2 separate regions of the Mus musculus genome follow, and region 1 is linked to region 2. The links are chromatin loops, found by intact Hi-C in ENCODE. Cell type or tissue: heart. All regions are shown on one strand. Links, peaks and the distances in the headings refer to the core of each region. The heading gives the core; the rest is flanking DNA. Region 1 overlaps Gm46414 (a long non-coding RNA gene). Region 2 holds the start of S1pr3 (sphingosine-1-phosphate receptor 3).

Evidence for each region. A loop is a pair of places that touch in the nucleus more often than their neighbours do. Peaks named below come from ENCODE experiments on the same cell type or tissue, not always from the same donor. Only the 100,000 strongest peaks of a DNase experiment are listed, where the experiment ranks them.
Region 1: it touches region 2 in a loop (2.6-fold over the local background); 9 of 42 quality-filtered maps call a loop at or near these places.

What each region holds. Positions count from the first base shown.
Region 1 is chr13:51,310,588-51,319,104 of GRCm38, forward strand. The region is part of intron 2 of Gm46414 (a long non-coding RNA gene); the gene reads left to right. Among named protein-coding and RNA genes, the nearest start is that of S1pr3, 94 kb to the right of the region's middle. In heart, for the core only: no CTCF peak of the experiment used is centred there; DNase peaks (open chromatin) are centred at 1,434, 3,094 and 4,074; H3K27ac peaks cover 5,758 bases.
Region 2 is chr13:51,404,060-51,412,576 of GRCm38, forward strand. S1pr3 (sphingosine-1-phosphate receptor 3) reads left to right here and starts at 4,559. Exons shown (of 2, transcript NM_010101.4): 1 at 4,559-4,886. All of the region lies in intron 1 of Gm32834 (a long non-coding RNA gene), which reads right to left. In heart, for the core only: a CTCF peak has its summit at 4,823; DNase peaks (open chromatin) are centred at 3,672, 4,692 and 8,162; H3K4me3 peaks cover 3,899 bases; H3K27ac peaks cover 3,766 bases; H3K27me3 peaks cover 594 bases.

The sequences.
Region 1 (8,517 bases), core at 255-8,254, 94 kb before region 2:
ATGATGCTTTGGCTATCTTTAACTTTCAGATTCACTGACTCTGGAGGGATGGCTTCTCCCAGGGCCGGCCAATGCCTGCAGGCATTATACAAACCAAAAGAGCATACTTTTTGAATACGAACCGATCAATTCTGAATCCACACCCGCCTCACTGACCAGACTCTAGCTACCTGCCTTCATACCCTGGGAACAGGCTTTGGGCAGCATGGGGCGGGGAGCTTGTGTTCATTATTTTTCTGTCGCTGTGATAAAAATACAATGACCAGAGCAACTTATAGAAGGGAATAGTTTATTTTGGCTTATGGTTCCAGAGAGACAGGAGTCCGGCATAGTGGGAAAACAATGAGTCCCCCAATCCCCCCCCCCACCCACTTGCAGCAGACATGACATGACAGTAGGAGCAGGAATCTGAGAGGTCACACAGGAAGTAGCACCAGGTTTTAAACTATCTAAGCCCATTTCTAGCGATACACTTCCAGCAACACCACACCTCCTAAACCTCCCCATATTCAACCATTACCTGGGGACCAAGAGTTCAAATACTGGGGATGTTTCTCACTCAGACTACACAGAGTCTGTCCCTGTACCCCAGAGTTTGTTGATGTTAGGATGGCTGCCAGGCAATCCCTAGAGTGCTTGATCTGCCTTAACCATTCCCTACAGCAGAAAGCTCAGTCAAGACTCCTCCTGCGTAGGTTTTCCTCAGACCGCCGGCTTGCTACTCCAAACCTTTCCTCCTCTTGGAATCTGAGCAACAAAACTTTTCTCTGGCAGCCTCCTTTTGATCTGTCACTATAGCATCTTTGAGTTTCTGTTCATGCACTGAATTTTGCAGCACAGGGCTTGGTGACTTCAGTCCTCGCCAGGCCTTGGAGTTTCAGGCATAGGTCCTAGGCAGGACTCAACAGGCTTCATCTTTCGCCTTTCAGATGCCAGTCCGTTGCTTTAAGCCTCTTATTTCCCCAGAGTGGGAAGCTGTTGTTTTTGCTGTCCCGTCCTTGCCCGCACAGTCCCAGCGATAAATACCAGCTGTGGGTTTGGATAGGGGTTATTTATGATTTTTGGAAAAATAGGAAAAAAAATGAATGCAAGTCTCACATCAGCATGCCCGTCCCAGAGAGCCATTATGGAGATGCTGGCCACTGACAGGTCACTTATAAAGTGACTCCATCGTGTTGTGGACAGATCATTTCAGAGATGGAAGACAGACAGACATCAGAGCAGGGATGAAGAGTGACCTCAGCTGTGGAGAGCCAGGCCTAACTGTCACTCAGTGCTCCTGGCCTGGGAGGGAGGGGCACTCAGTGCTCCTGGCCTGGGAGGGAGGGGCACTCAGTGCTCCTGGCCTGGGAGGGAGGGGTTTTGCTTCATTTTTTCCACCTCAGAGAGACAAGCTTTAAATGGATGAAGCTGAAGTGGGAGCCAGCCTGGCTTGTGGTCCTCATCATTGTAGATAACTAAAGTCAACAACAGCCACGAACTTGCATGAACTGCTCGGAACAGAGCCCAGATGAAGTTCCCCTTCATCCATCACAGTTGTTCGTCTTTGTTAATGATCCAGCCAGCGTAAGACGTTTTTTTTTTCCCCAAGCTCCAAAGGACACCAAGTTCAAGCACAACAGACTTCCTCAGTTCTCTGAGTGAGCGTGTGGTTCAGGGGCAGATCAAAAGGCGGCAAATTAAGTCAGGATAAGTTGCCCTGACTTCTTTGCTTGCTTCTATGAACTGGAAGAATAAATGAAGAATGGATTTTATGGGTTGTGAAGATTAATCCTGTGGTCTTTTAATTAGCTAGAGTATGCTGTTGAAAACACGGGCGTGAAGTGGGGCTTTTCCACTCCTGGCCTCCCTGGAAGTTCAGTAGGAAGGGCCATCAGCCAGTTCTGTGGGACATGGGGTCACACTATCCTCTCTACAACCTCTCAGGAAAAAAAAAAATCCAAAGAACAAATAATGCTGGGTCGGAGAGACAGCTTGGTCAGTAAAAGGACACAAGGACCCAAGGTTGGTCCCCAGAACTTACTTAGAACAAATCAATAAAAGTTGGGTATGGTAGCCTGCCCTTGTAATGCCAGGACTGAGGACATAATTGACAGGTCTCTGCAGTTGGCTGGTCAGCCAGCCTTTGTCTGCTTGGTGAATCCCAGGCCACTGAGAGACCAGGCTTTCCACCCCACCAAAGGGTATGGCATCTGAAAAGTGACACCTGAGGATGTTCTCTAACCTCCACACATATGCACGCGCGCGTGCACACACACACACACACACACACACACACACACGCGTGCACACACACACGCATACACACATACGTGCACACACATATGTACACACATATACATGCAAATACATACATATAACACATACACATATACTCACAAATGCACGCACACACATACATGTACACACACACACATACACACTGAGAGAAGTCTGAGCAAGGTCTGTCTATTACCTTGTTCCAATGTTTATTGCAATATTTCAGAGCAGAGACTTGATGCAGTATCAAAGGTTTACATCCACTCTTTTGGAATGCTCACAAAAGCACGTTCGGGTTGTCTCCTGAATGAAGGAATAGGAAAAGGGCAAGGGGAAAACACACACACACACACACACACACACACACACACACACATCAGCCTAATAAATCAATGCAAGATAGAGCAGCTGCAGCAATGCTGAGTTATTTTGAATAATCCTCTGGCTCCCAGGACTCTCTTCTGCTCATCTAGCTTGAGATCCATCTGCATCCCACTAGAGATGGTGTTTGTATTTTCAGACTGTCCCTTGACTTAGAGCCATCAGGCCAGAGCCTCAGCCTGCTCTTAGGAACCTTATGAACCCTTGGTGGGAGTATTAAAGTTATTTAAGTCCCCATGTCTCACTCTGAAGGCTCAGTTTGTGTTTTGTTTGTCCTCAGTCTATCTGAGTCAGAGGTGAGATGTGGTGCCCTCTCCCCCAGGACTTGTGTGGGTGGCTGGCTGGTCAATCTTGAGTTGGGCAGGCCGTCCTGGGAACCTTCTCCCACCCGCTGAGCTCAGAAGCTAAAGCAGGGACAGCTGGCTTCAGAGGGCCTCCAGCTGGCCCTTCTCATAGAGTGCAGCTCATCTGGCCTTTGATGCCACTGAGCTGTGCCAGGTACAGGGAACACACTCAGCCTGCACAGGGTGTGTCTGATTCCCTCGCCACCATTACAGCAGTGTCCTGCTTGGGCTCCTGCCACCCAGGAGAACAGCCAGGGCCAGCTCTCTATGCCTCTTTTGGAGCAGCCTTGCCTTGAGGTCACAGGGGCAACAGCACCCCCTCCCTACACACACACACACACACACACACACACACACACACACACACACTGAATGAATGACTGACTGACTGAGAAAGAACATCCCAAAGACTCTGCCTCACTTCTGGTCTTACACCTCTCTACAAGGCTGGCTTATGTGCCAACCAGTTCTCTCCAAATGACAGGACCATTTTAAACCAATTCCTGTAAGGCACCCTACTGTACCTTAATTTTTTTTAAAACATCTTTTCATCTCCGGAATTATTTTTGACTGAAAGACATACACAGCAATAGGACCTATAATTTTCTTTAGTTAACAAGATAACAAACTCCATGAAAACACTAGGCGATGGTCACGTAGGGCTTTTCCTACCTGAAGCCCCCTGGTTCCCCCACACACACAGAGCATTGTCTCCTCACTAGCTCTGAGGACAGAGCTTCTAGGTCCACCAAATGACTCAGTCATCCTATTTAAACAGTCCCCCATTCTGATGACACTCTCTGGGGTCCCCATGAGCACATTCCCCTACAATATGGGTCAGGTTTTTATATTTGGATGGAAATGGGCAGTGTCCTGTTTGCAGCAGGGAGTTTGCAGATAGGCAGCCCCTACCCCTTTCCAAGTTGATTCATTTTCCAAGCTACAAGGAAATCCCACTGCATGCTCCCCGCCCCTACGGTTTGTTCTCTGTAAATGCGGTTTTAATTAGGAGCAATGAATTCTGCAGACTCATGTCTCAGGCCTTTCCCCCAGGCATCCACTGTCTTCCCGCCCCCATGCTGGCCACAGAATGCACCAGGTCCCAAGGCAAGCTGCCTGTCAGGCCTCCTCAGGCAGCAGCTGCAACTGATTAGAGCTCTGCTGTGGGCCCTGTTTTATTTATGACCCACCTCTCCCTTCTCAAAAATCCATCAGGGCACACTCATGGAAGTAAAATTAGAGGCCCGGTCAGGGCTGGAGTTGGGAAATGCACTTTACCCTTCTTTTCAGGACATTAGTGGCTATGGCAGCGTGCTGCAGAGGGGACAGGCTGGGGGAGTGGCCCTGCTGTAGTCCCTGTGATCCTCTTGTGTGCTAAGCAGGGTTGCTTTTAGACTTCCATTGTCTGCTCCGTGCCTCCTTGAAAGTCACACTCTTCCCCCAACCTCCTTATGACGCTGGCTGTACCTTAATTGTCAGAAGATATCTCAGCTCTGCTTTCTGCCTTCCAACTGGGCTTATCTGCGCTTGGGGATATCTGTTGTTAATAAGCCAGTTAAAAGCCTTTGCTCATAGCCATATTCTGACATTTTTTTTTTCTAATGGATGAGACTTTTTCTCAGTCATACTGAAACACACCACCCCCACCCCAGCACACTCCTCAGAACTTTAGCAATCCTGGCCTGTCACCCCAGAGAAGGGGGTGTCTAAATCCTTTCATTTCTCAGTGGTCTGGCCCAGAGCTATCCCCCACCCCCAGTCTCTCTGATTCTTAGATAATGTGTCGCCTTGATTCCCAGTATGATGGCATATAAGATGAAACCTCATTTTTTTTTTTATTCCTCTCAGGAGAACCACATTTGTCTTTGAGAGTTTTTGGCTAGCAATTAAAACAGAAAGAGCTGCCTGGTCAAGGGCTTTGTGGGAAAGACTGTCTTAGCTAGAGTGCTCTTTCCCATGGTGACTGGGAACGCGGTTTCTAATCAGGACTCCCTCTCAGACACGAGTGGTCCTCACTCACATTCAAGAGGCTTGTGTGTGCACACATTCAAACAGAAAGACAGGAAGATTTGCTGCAGCTTAGAGAAATCGTGAGGGAGGAAACTTAGGAGGAACTGAGAATGTTTGGGTGAGCCACGAGGAGACAGAAGAGAGAAGCGGAGAAATGAGGTGGCCTTGTTCTCCAGCATTGCTGCGTCATCTCCAAAGAACACGGGGCAGTTGCTACCTGCTCTGAGGAACGTGGGTAACTGGAATTATGATCACTCAAATGCGACCTTTCTGAAGTCCTCAGTTCGCTCAGGGAAGAAGGGGGCTGTGCACTCCACACAGCCAATCCTCACGGGGCAGGTGTCCCAGCTGGAAGAGAAAGAGGCTCAGGCCTCCACCTCAGGAGGGCAACAGCTAAACCTGACACATCACCTACAGCACCAAGGCAGGGAAATGCCAGCAGGGTCTCTCTCTCTCCTCTCTCTCTCTCTCTCTCTCTCTCTCTCTCTCTCTCTCTCCCTCCCTCCCTCTCCCTCCCTCCCTCTCTCTCTCTCTCTCTCTCTCTCTCTCTCTCTCCTTCCTCTGTTTTTTATATCCCAGTTTTTCTGTGCATGCTGTTCCCTAGACACACTACAGGAAGTTAACCACCAACATCGAGGCATGATGGTTAGTGTTAACCTGACAGCATCTAGAATCACCTGGGCATGGCTCATGGGATTATCTCCATCACTGACTGAGGTAGGGACATCCAGCCACTGAGGGTGGCGTCATTCCCTAGTCAGGGGCATCCTGGACTGTGTAAATGGAGAAAGGCAGCTGAGCAGCAGCATGCGTGCATCTTAAATGTCCCCACTGGTGGACTGTATCTTGGAACTGTGAGCCAGGACAAACCCTTCCCCTTAAGTTGTATCTGACAGTGTTTTGTCATAGCAACAGCTAAAGAGACTAAGGTGGGGGCTGGGGAGGAAGAGCAGTGTGGAAACCAGTTCTGCCCAAGGCTTGTGTGGCAGTGGGCCTGGGTGGGGCCTTCCCAGAGGCTGACAAAGGGCTTGACTGACCTCCTGTCTGCTCTGCCTTCCCAGCCCTTATCTCCTTGACTAACTTCTATGCACTTACTGACGACTGACCTCCCTGGAGGCTCCTGAGGGTCAGTGCTTGGGTCAGGTTAGGGCAGATACGAAGATTCATCTTCACAGAGCATGGTCTAGAATCTCCCTCTGTGGCAGTGTCTGGGTGGGGAGCCGTGGCCACTGGCTGGGAGCCATTTTTATATACAACCTCTGTGTAGGAAGAAGCAAGGGCGAATGGAACCACATCCAGGTCAAGGTTGCCCTTGTTGGGGAGAGGTGGCTGGGACATGTGAAGTGGGTCTTAAGATTAAGGTTTAGAAGCTAATGGTGCAGATGACTATGGTCTTCTGACCCTGTCTCCTGAGTCCATGTGGTCCTGGGGTAGACAAAATGCCTTCTTACATTCTGAGCAGGCAATTCCCTGGGACAACTCTCACGTTCCAGGTTGCCCAGCTGTGCCTGGTGGACAGTGCCTGGTGGACAGTTCTAGTCTCCTGCTGTTGTTGTGATAAAACCCTCTTCCCAAAAGCAACTTAAAAGATGAAAGAACTTCTTTGGCATCACAGCCCATTGCTAAGAGAAGTCAGAGCAGGAACTCAAGGAAACAGATGTGTCATACCCACAGTGAAACATGGAGAGAAATGAATGAGTGTGTCCAGGCAGCCTGCTTGTGAGATGGCTTGATTCTGTCTGTTCTCTGACTCATTTAGCTCTTGACCCCTGCCGTAGGGAATGGTGCCGCCCACCATGGACTGGGTCCTTCTGTACTGATTAACAATCAAAACAATTCCCAACAAATGTGCTTACATCTGATGCTCTGTTCCCAGGCTATTGCAGGCTGTGTCAAATTGAGAGTTAAAGCTAACTGGGACACATTAGGTGTGCTAGGCATGCCAAAGCTACAAAAGGGTACAAGATCTACTAGATGTGTCTGGGGTGCTGGGCAAAAGCACACCATGGGTAATAGGCATTCCAGGGATACCAGAATCTCCAGGAGTGCCAGAAGCACAAGGGTCCTGGACACTCTTTACCCGGGCCTGGTCTATTTGCTTTAATTTTTGTCCCTTTGAAATAGGGATTGTGTTCTCTTCTCACACCCAGAATACTTTTTTTTTAAAGAAAAGATATTTTTATTGTAAATATTAGATAGCAAATGCTGTAAGATAGCCGCAATTCTCCATTCACAAGTAACTATTTATTTATTTATTATTTATGTTTTTGAGACAAGTTTTCTTTGTGTACTCCTGGCTCTCCTGGAACTTGTTCTACACACCAGTTGGCCTCACACTTAGGGATTTGCCTGCTTCTGCATTTTCAGTGCTGGGACTGAAGATGTGTCCCACCATGCTGAAGAAGTAACTATTTAAAATATTTTAACATGTGCTATGCATGCTATTCAATGTTTTCTTTGTTTTATGCTCTTGCTATCATCTATCTATATATCTATGCTCTGTCTATTGGTCAATCGATCATCTATCTATCTACCTATCATCTATCTAACATCCATCTAATCTTCATGTCTATATCTCTGAAAAGCACAGGAACACCCTCCACTCCGCTGTCATCCAGTGTCCCCTGCAGCATCACCTCTATGGCTTTGGGGAGGAATATTAGCACAGGTGCACCAAGAAGTTTGCAATCGGTCTCTTCTTTTTTTTAACTTCCCACGTCTCCTCCCTCATCCCTCTCTCCTAGATAGGTGTGTTTAGCATTACTGGAGCCTTTGTTGTATTAAGCAGCAGGCTGTGGTAACCCAGTGTATTTGCTTACATTTTGGTAGGTGAGTCATGTGTTCATATAGGTGGCTCAGGTCCATCACTGTCTAACTGTTGGGATTTCCTCAGACTAGAAAGACAGATGCTTCTAAGAAAGGGGGAGAACCTGGCTCTTCGTTGTCTGCCCCTCAACTGCGATTGAGGACAATCTGCACGCTGGCTTTGCTCACTTGTTTTGGCGGGAAAGAGGGCAGTCAGCGCCACCTTACCCGACCCTCAGATCTCTGTCTAGGGAGCCCTGTTTGGAGGCTCATCCCCTCTGAGATGTATTCACAGACTCACTCGCGGCAGCTTTCACAACTATCACTTTAAAAGAAACTTCTCATCTATTTGTAATTATTTTGTAAGGGTAAGGTCTTTAATATTTTCAATTGATTTGCAGTTTTCATAATTACCCTTAAAAACATGCAGTGGTCCATTCTTGCAGGTCACATTCTGATCTGCATTCCGGGGTCTCTTTCTGGAGTTCTTGGTCCATCCATCTTGTTTGTCCATCTCTTTTTAAGTCATTATCATGGTTTTAATTACCATAGTTCTCAAATATAATTCCACTTCTTCTACACTACATGAGCCCTTCCTTCATGAATTTAACAAAGTTAGTTGACTGCTTTCCAATGTATATTTTTCCTAGGTGAGATTTGTCTTAAATTTTTCATGGCTTGTATTCATTGCAAATGGCACCCTGTGGCTTAAGAACAC
Region 2 (8,517 bases), core at 451-8,450:
TGGGGGATGGATCTGAGAAGAGTGGAGAGGGTGAATATGGCCAAAATATATAAATTTCCTCAAAGAACTAATAAAAATATCTTAAAATCCATAAATAAGATAGTGAGTGATTGAGGAAGATACCTAGTAGTGTCTACATGCATAAGGACACATGTTCACACATTTTTCACAACCCCACTTCACACACACACACACACACACACACACACACACACCCCACAAAATTAACATAAATGAATCAATAAATGCAAGTGGGAAAAATGGGGTCTGGCCATTTGAATAAGTATGGCCCCTGTGGGTTCCTATCTTTAAATGCTTTAGTCCCCAGGGAGTGGCACTACTTGAAAGGATTAGAAGGACTTGGGGGAGGGGTGGCCTTGTTGGAAGCAGGGCATCATGGGAGATAGGCTTTGAGGTTTCAAAAGCCCATGCCAAGCCCGGTGTCTTCCTCTCTGCCTGCAGATCAGGATGCAGCTTCCAGGGACTTCTCCAAGGACATGCCTGCTGCCATGCTCCCTGCCATGGTGACAATGAACTAAACCTCTGGAACTGTAGGCCAGCCCTCAGTTAAAGGCTTGCCTTCATAAGGGTTGGTCATGAGGTTTCTCTGCAGCAACAAAACAGTGACTAAGACCGGGAGGAAAAAGGAATTCTTAGACATTTTTGGTAGGAATATAAAGAAGTACAGATGCTACGAAAGAAAGAAAAAAAAAAGAACTAAAAATAGATCCAGCCTATGAGTCAACTGTCCTACTTCTGGGACTGTAACTAAAGAGGTCCTTGCATGGCATCACACACAGTGACAAAGACAGCTCAGGTCCCCGTCGCAGGCCAATGCTCTGACCATGGCTTCCCTTTCTCTTTTCTCTGTCTCTTGAGTGCTGGGATTGCCACTGTGCATGGCCATATTCAGTTTATACTGTGCTGGAAATGGAACCTAGGGCCTCGTGCACACTAGGCAAGCACTCGACCCACTGGGCCACATGCCCAGCTCTGCCTTGTCCTTTAGATCAGCATAAGGCCATGGAGGCACAGCTGCAGGCTGACTGGGTGCTGGAGGGGAGAACACGGCACAGTAAAAGACACGGGAAAGTTCCATCATATTCTACAATGCAAAGGCCAAGTCCAAACAGCTCTGCCCACATGCCGCCGGCACACAGCTGCGAGCTGTCACTGTAGGATAAAGACCTCAAGTTTGGGTTTCTCTACTATGAAGCTAACATGGGTGCATTTAAAACAACTCAATTATGAGAGACGGAATAGAATGAGAAGGCTGCTGTCCACACCAACAATAGCCTCATACTCTCACACGTATCACAAACACCACACACATAAACACACATCACACACCTTACCACACACTATACCCATATCACACATAAACACATGCATACACATACATCACACTACATACACATACTCACACGTCACTACAGATAACACCATGCAAACGTGTACGTTACACACCGCACACATCACAAACATACACATACAACACCATACAAGCACACTGTGCAAATGCACACTCACACATGCACACACACCCACTCCTGAGATGCACACATCACATACCACACTAATCACCACACTCATATCACAAGAGGGAGCACCTGCGCACGCGCGCACGCACACACACACACACACACACACACACACACACACACACTCTTCTCATTACAGATAACGCTGCACACAATCCACATCTCACGAGTTCTCATAGCACACACCACACAGACACGTGTCTATGAGTGTCTCTGAATACTGTCAACGTCTTTCTAAAACACAAACTGTGAGAAGAACAGTTCCTGGAACTCCTGGCTGACCTCAAGGATGACTACAGGACAGAGTAGGAGTGTGGTGATGAGGACAAGGCACTTTAGTCACTTGGCGTTGGCCGATGGCTGTCACGGAATGAACTCCCCTGTGAAGGCTGTGGCAGTGAGTCAAAGGATCACCGTGCTCCCCAATAGGGTCGTGTGGCACACAGGGCCATGCTCCATTCCACAAGCCCAGGGCCAGCTTCGAATACAAGGCCATCTCTCCCCAGATCTGAGTGGTGCGTACCGGCAGAGAGGAAGTGGCTTGAGGTTGTCTGTCAAGTTGCAGAGTGACCACAAGACCCAAGCCCCCAGTATTGTCTCAAGCGAGTTCCTTTCTCCCATGCTGCCTATCTACAATAAGTTCAGCCTTTTCTCTGGAACCATGATACCAAATGTCAGAGTGCTTCAGAAATACAACCCAATAGGACATAAACATGTATGAACATGCATGTAGCACAAACACACTCTCCGGGAGGGAATGACTCACACGTGGGGGGGGGCAATAAACCAAACCCTACGGAGTTAATGCCCCAGTCAAGTCTAAAGCCATATGCACTGCTGTGGGTAAGCCAAAGACAACCAGCAGGGAGGACTCTCTAACTACCGGGATTGGCCCTCGGTCTTCTGAACTGTCTATTCATGCCCACAGGGATCGGACAAAGCCTCCGCACGCTGGCCAGCCATATACTGCAGCAGACAGATGTTTATCTCACCCAAACATTCTCACAAGCATGCTGAGAATGGTGTTCAGGAAGTATGTAAGTCCCCCAAGGCTCAGGCCAGGGGAGGAAGCATAATCAGGCACCTGCTGACCTCTCCACGGAAAACCAACCGCTTCTTAGTTTCTAGCCGGAACTGTGTGATTGGTCAGCTCGCTAGCTCACACACTTTTACTTTCTGACACACCTGTCTGATTCTGTCCTTTCTGGGGATGGTTGCAGAACATGGATCCCCTCGTTCTGCTGTTCCTGCTGAGGTTATGAGTTGGTTTTTCTCTCATCAGCCAGCAACACCCAAGGGAAGATGCATTTGGAGAAATCTGCCTGTAGCGGGCTCTATGGACCTAGAGACCCACTGAGAGCTGAGTATCTGAGCTTTAAAGCCCAGATACAGAACAGCAGGAGGGGTAAGGTCACTAGCATGGTCCACAGAAGAAAGGTCTCCATCACAGCAGACAGGGGAGGGGCCTCCATCACAGCAGTGAGAGCTAGAGCCTCCATCAGAACAGACATCACAACAAGGAACAAGACAGGGAGAAGGAGGCCTGGACTGGGAAGATGGCTGCTTCTGGTTAGGAAACTTGGAGGGAAAAGAAACCTCATTGAAAGACAGGTTTCAGGGATACCACAGGGATGCTGTGGGTGGAATCACTCTTAGGAAAGACTGTCATTAGCAGTAAGAGCCCTGGTACCTCTCAGGCTGTGGGAGTCTGGTGTCTGAGGCTGGAGGAGCTGTCATAGAGAGACTCAGGGTCACCCTCTTCTATCCAGAGGACCATTTACCCGGGGAATGGAGAGACAGATGCTGTATAAAACACACCTCCAGCAGCCGGGGCAGTGATGGTGACACAGTGAGAAACAGCTAGAGCACCAGGCCTTTTTGTGGGGTTAGACATAGCGACCAAGAAACTGTTGTTACCCTGGCCTCAGGAAGTGGCTGCAGAAACAGCTACAGAAGCATCTTCAACTGTGGCCACCTCTGCTTTCTTTAACTGGATGCTGTAGGAGTCAAGTATACAGAGACACGCCCATTCTCACTGCACTTGGGGAGAGAACTAGCTTTCCCCAGCTGTGTCCAAGACACTAGGCAAATTTGGGAGGCTAGGCAGTAGGACCAGAGCTCAGGAGAATCGCGCTGCTACTGAGCAGCCAAGGCAGCTGGAGCTCTGCAGCCTGGCTCCTGTGACCCGGAGGGCTTGTGCGTCTCACCAGACAACAGAGAAGGCCAAGACCGGCCAAGAGCTGCCTTTACATGCCAGATGAATCCCAAGAAAGCGGTAAATTCATCTTCTGTAGGCAAGAAAGCCCCAGAGAAAAGGTAGCAGGGACCTGGAACCCTGCCTGCTCGGGAATTTAGCTGCGGTCTGCTTCCTCTCCCCTCTCCTTCCCCAAGCTGGTCTGGAGATCTTTTGCATTTCCTTTGTAACTGACAATTGTGCCTGCGGTTCCCCCCAAAGATTCTCATTTCTCCCCACATGGCCGGTGAGGCTTGCCCAGAGCGCAGGAGTAGACTGGGTACAGTTAACTAAGGTAGACAAGACACAGGAGTCAGGACCTGAAATGCACAAGAGGCTGGGGTCCCTGCCTTCAGCTCCGAAAGGGATGGGGGCAGGGGCAGGAGTCCAAAGGGGCAGGGGGCTTAGCTTACCAGCTCAAGCTGGTAGTCGGTTGATTTCAGGTTAAAGATAGTATAGTTAACACTGGTCACCTCAAGGTGAGTAACAGTATTAATAAGAATCCGCTCAAATCCTTCTGGACACTTAGGTAGATATCTACCCAAGCCCAGTTCTGCACCCGGTTAGGTATCTGCAGCTGCTGGGTTCTGGAGCACTTAAAATTAGCAGGATAGACGCAGAACCTTGGAGTCAGAGTATAGGTTTGGGGGTGGGGGTAGATGATCGGCAGAGGAATAGGGGCAGAGGGATACAGAGGGTTGAAGAGCCCCAGCCCGAGTCCCAGAGTCCAGACAGCGCGGATGCAGAGAAGTAATCCAGAGACTGGGCGGGGACGTAGCCCGAGGCGGGGACGTGGCTGGGAACCAGGGCGTATCTGGGGACCAGCCCGCGAAGCTCTGAAGCTTGGGTTAGGGGCGGCAGGAGGCGGGGTGAGTTTGGGCCCCGCCCCGGAGGGCAGTGGCAAAAGTTTGCCTTCGGATTCTCTGGGGCAGAGTCTGGGAGAACAAGTTCAGGGGCAGGCGACAAGGTCCGGGTGCTGAGCAAGGTGGCTGGACAAGCCTAGCGGGAGAGAAACCTGAGGCCACGAGCGACCTCCGGAGGAGCCCCTAGACGGGAGTCTTAGCTGAGACACGGCAGCATGCAACCAGCCCAGATGCGCCTTGCAGAACGAGGTGAGCGGCGGGACCGGATCCCGGGGTTGCACAGACCAGAGTCGCGGGTTGAGCGCCTGGGGGTTCACCCGAACCCCCTTTTTGGATAAAATTTCAACCAAGTCGGGGCACCAGAGTGACTTGGGCTCGCGAGTGCCTCGCTTCGGCCACCCCCTCCTGTTCATATCCCGGAGAACAGGACATAACCGCCTGTTGGAGCTGGTGGAGAGGTATAGGGTTCCTTTAAATAACAACCAGGGCTTTCTAAATGTGTTTGTAAACTCGGAGCAGAGTGAGCAGGCTGTCCAAGGGAAAGATTCTTGCTTTACTTGGCTAATTAAGAAGTTAGACAATCTTAGGAGAAGAAAACCTGGGCACTGGGAACGGCTGTGGGTTTTCCCTCTGGGAGAAAGCAAATGATTCTTTTAAGTTTTATTAGTGACAAAATTCCAGTTTTCTTAGCACTTCTCAAACTAGGCAATTAGGAGTGTCAGGCCTGGAGCTAGAAGACAAGGTGCCAGCAAAGTGATAATGAGAGAGAAGATTGGTGTGTCATATGTTCTTAACTGAAATAGAAGAAAGGGAAGGGTGACCATTAACCATGTGCCTGTACATGGTCTCTGCGTCCCTGTCTCTCCAGCCTTTAACAATCCTGACACCATGTTCCTTAGATTTGATGTAAAAGGGGGTTTCTCGTCAGCTGTTTAAAGGGAATCCTTTGCTTTAAACAAACACCTCTTCTTCTTGACACCCCCTCCTCCAAAGCCTCCAGAGTCACTCATTCTAAGGTCTGCAGCCAGAAGTCTCTGGTATTGCATATCACCACCTACAAAAATGTATCTATTCAAAGTTCCATCCTTTATAGACGAAAACCAAGCAGACAGGGAGGGCCAAGAGAATATAATTCCTAGAAAGTGGAGCAAGGGGTTGCATACCTCAGGTAAAGGCCTGGCAAGTTGTGGCTGTGGTCAGGGCTGTTTGGTTGAGGTGGTGGTGGTGGTGGTGGTGGTGGTGGTGGTGGTGGTGGTGGTGGTGGTGGTGGTGGTGGTGTGTGTGCCTGTGCGCAGGCGCTCTGTTTGGGTAGCTGTGGAGGAATCTAGATCTGTAAGCTTCTTAAGGGGGTGCAGAGCTCAGTGCTTGGGGGAGTATTGTGTGGCCATATACCTTCACATCAGATCTTTCCATCAGCAGACTGGCAGATGCTCTCATCTGGTCAGTGTCAGTCTGCCCACATACATCAGAGCTTGCCCTTAGGAAGCCCCCACTGGCATTTGGGGAGATTGACGTCATAACCACTTAGCATTTCCCCGAAGCCATTTGCTCTTTACACACACACACACACACACACACACAGCTACACACATACAAACACACACACACACACATGCATGCACATGCACATGCACATACACACACACACACACCATACCGAGACCCTCCTGGTTCTCTACCATATTTGGATGAAGGAACTCCCATTTCCTGCAAAGCTTTACGTACTGACTGACCTGATACCCTGCTTCCCATGAGTCAGGGACTGGTCCCTTTTCTAGAAAGCATGATCCTTTGTTACACAGATTTCTTCCTCAGTGCCTACAGTTTGTGGGTATATATCTCTATTACAAGAGTAATAAACATTTTGAGTGTGGCATAATTTTGAAAACGCCGGGGTCCCCTTGTGGTAGCTGAATCCCTCCTTTTCCATCAAAGTCTGAAGGCCACTCTTGAGCAAGCTGTTTGTGTGAGCTGGGAAGTGGTGTTGGGGTTCCTTGAATCCTGTCGTCACGTCTACCCTCACGATTCCATGTTGATCAATTTTGGATCTGTTTCTTCCGCACAAGTGCTTGGAAGAGGTGATCAGCAGGCTGACTGTGACCCTCGGGTCTTAATCCTTCTATTCCCCCCCATCTTTTAGAGTTATCTAAACATTCCACCCGAGCTCCCAGGCTGGTATTGGGATGCCAGTAGCTACAAGCAATTAGGCTGTAAAGAAACCAAGAGGCTCTTAGCACCTCCTAGTTAAGGGACCTATGACAAGAGGCCAACTCATAAAAACCTCATCCCTGAAGGATGGACTGGGCAGATCCTTCACACCCAGCCTACCCAGGCTCTGCCACTAAGAACCTCAGCTTCCCCCTGTGTGCATTCAGAAGTCACACACTATCGTGGGGCTAGATGTGACATGAAGTGACCAGGATGGACTTCCCCAGCAAGACACCTCATGCTTGCACATATCATTAACTTCCTGATGGAAGTGATTTCCACAAATCCACATTCTTTTTCTGGAAAGCTTGGCAGTAAGTTGGTCCCCTGTCATTGCCGGGAACAGGGAGAATTTGAGAAGCCTGACCAGCAGGCAAAGGGGAAGACAAATATAAAACAAAATTAGATCTTGCATCCACGATTCGATGCCTTTCTACAGACAAGTCTGACGTGCAAGATGTTCACAGGGCACCCAGTGTTCTTGGGATATAACCTCCATATCTGGGGTTTCTTGGACCACATCCAGATTTGTATATCGTCTTGTTTGCTAATGAGAAGGACATGTTCGGCAGACAGCAGGACATGGAAAGCCCCACCAGGCAGAGGCACTCGTGTCCATGCCTGAAGGAAGGAAAGGAGGAGAAACGGGGAGCCTTCCCCGGCTTTCATCTGCAACCTTCGTCTCACAGGGTGCTCCACTGATGACCCTAGCTCAGCATGCCCAGTGTGGGGGGCTGTGTGAGTGAAGCCTTCCTTCTGCCCTGAACAGTCTCTGGAGGCAGAGTGAGGTCTAGACAGAAAAGCTGAGTGAGAGGACTCAGGAGCAAAGGAACTCTCCAGGAGTGGGAGCCATGGACTGGCCCTCTGGTTATATCATTTCTTGGTTCTTTTAAATGAAAAAAAAAAAAAAACCCCAAAAAAAAAAAAAAAAACCAAAAAAAAACCCTCCAGCTTTCCAAGAAACGTTGCTCACTGTCAAAAACTGGATGCTTTAATTCGATTCAGAGAATGAGGTCATTGACGTCTCTGGAAGGAGTCCTTCCTCTAACGAAGAGAGATGTCTTTTTCTCTGAGATTTTTGAGAAAGAGGCAAGGAGGAAAATAAAAAAGAGGAGAGGGGGAGAGAGGGAAGGGGAGGGAGAAGGAGGGGGCACACTAGATAGCAGAGATATTTTCCCTCCTTTTCCTTCTTTTTATAGTTTGTTTACTCTTTAAACCAACATATGGAGAAAGTGAGTCGCTAGTGTAGAAGGCACATCTGGAATCTATCGGACCCCTCTCCCAGGCTCGCTTTTCCCCAAGGGACGCTGCTTTTGGATCGGGGGAGGGCAGGCATGCCTAATATTGGCGGGTTCTCGTGTAGGGTCACCCACCACTGAGCCATTTGGTCAAGGGCTCTCCTTCCTTCTTGGCAAAAAGAAAATATGTTTGGTGTCAGATTGTTTCAAGGAAAGCTGTGCGATCCCAGTGTGGTGAGGCCAAAGTGAGAAGTTTCAGGTGATGGGGGATGGGGACAGGGGGTGGGGGAGGGCAGCTCGGATGTGAACAGTGGCTCCCATTAAATGCAGAGTGCCTGAGGACTCCAGTCCAATCCCCATCAGATCAGAGCGGTGCAGGAGAAGGGAGGAGGGGTCTGCTGGGGGTGTCAGAGTGCTTGCTAACCAAACCTTGG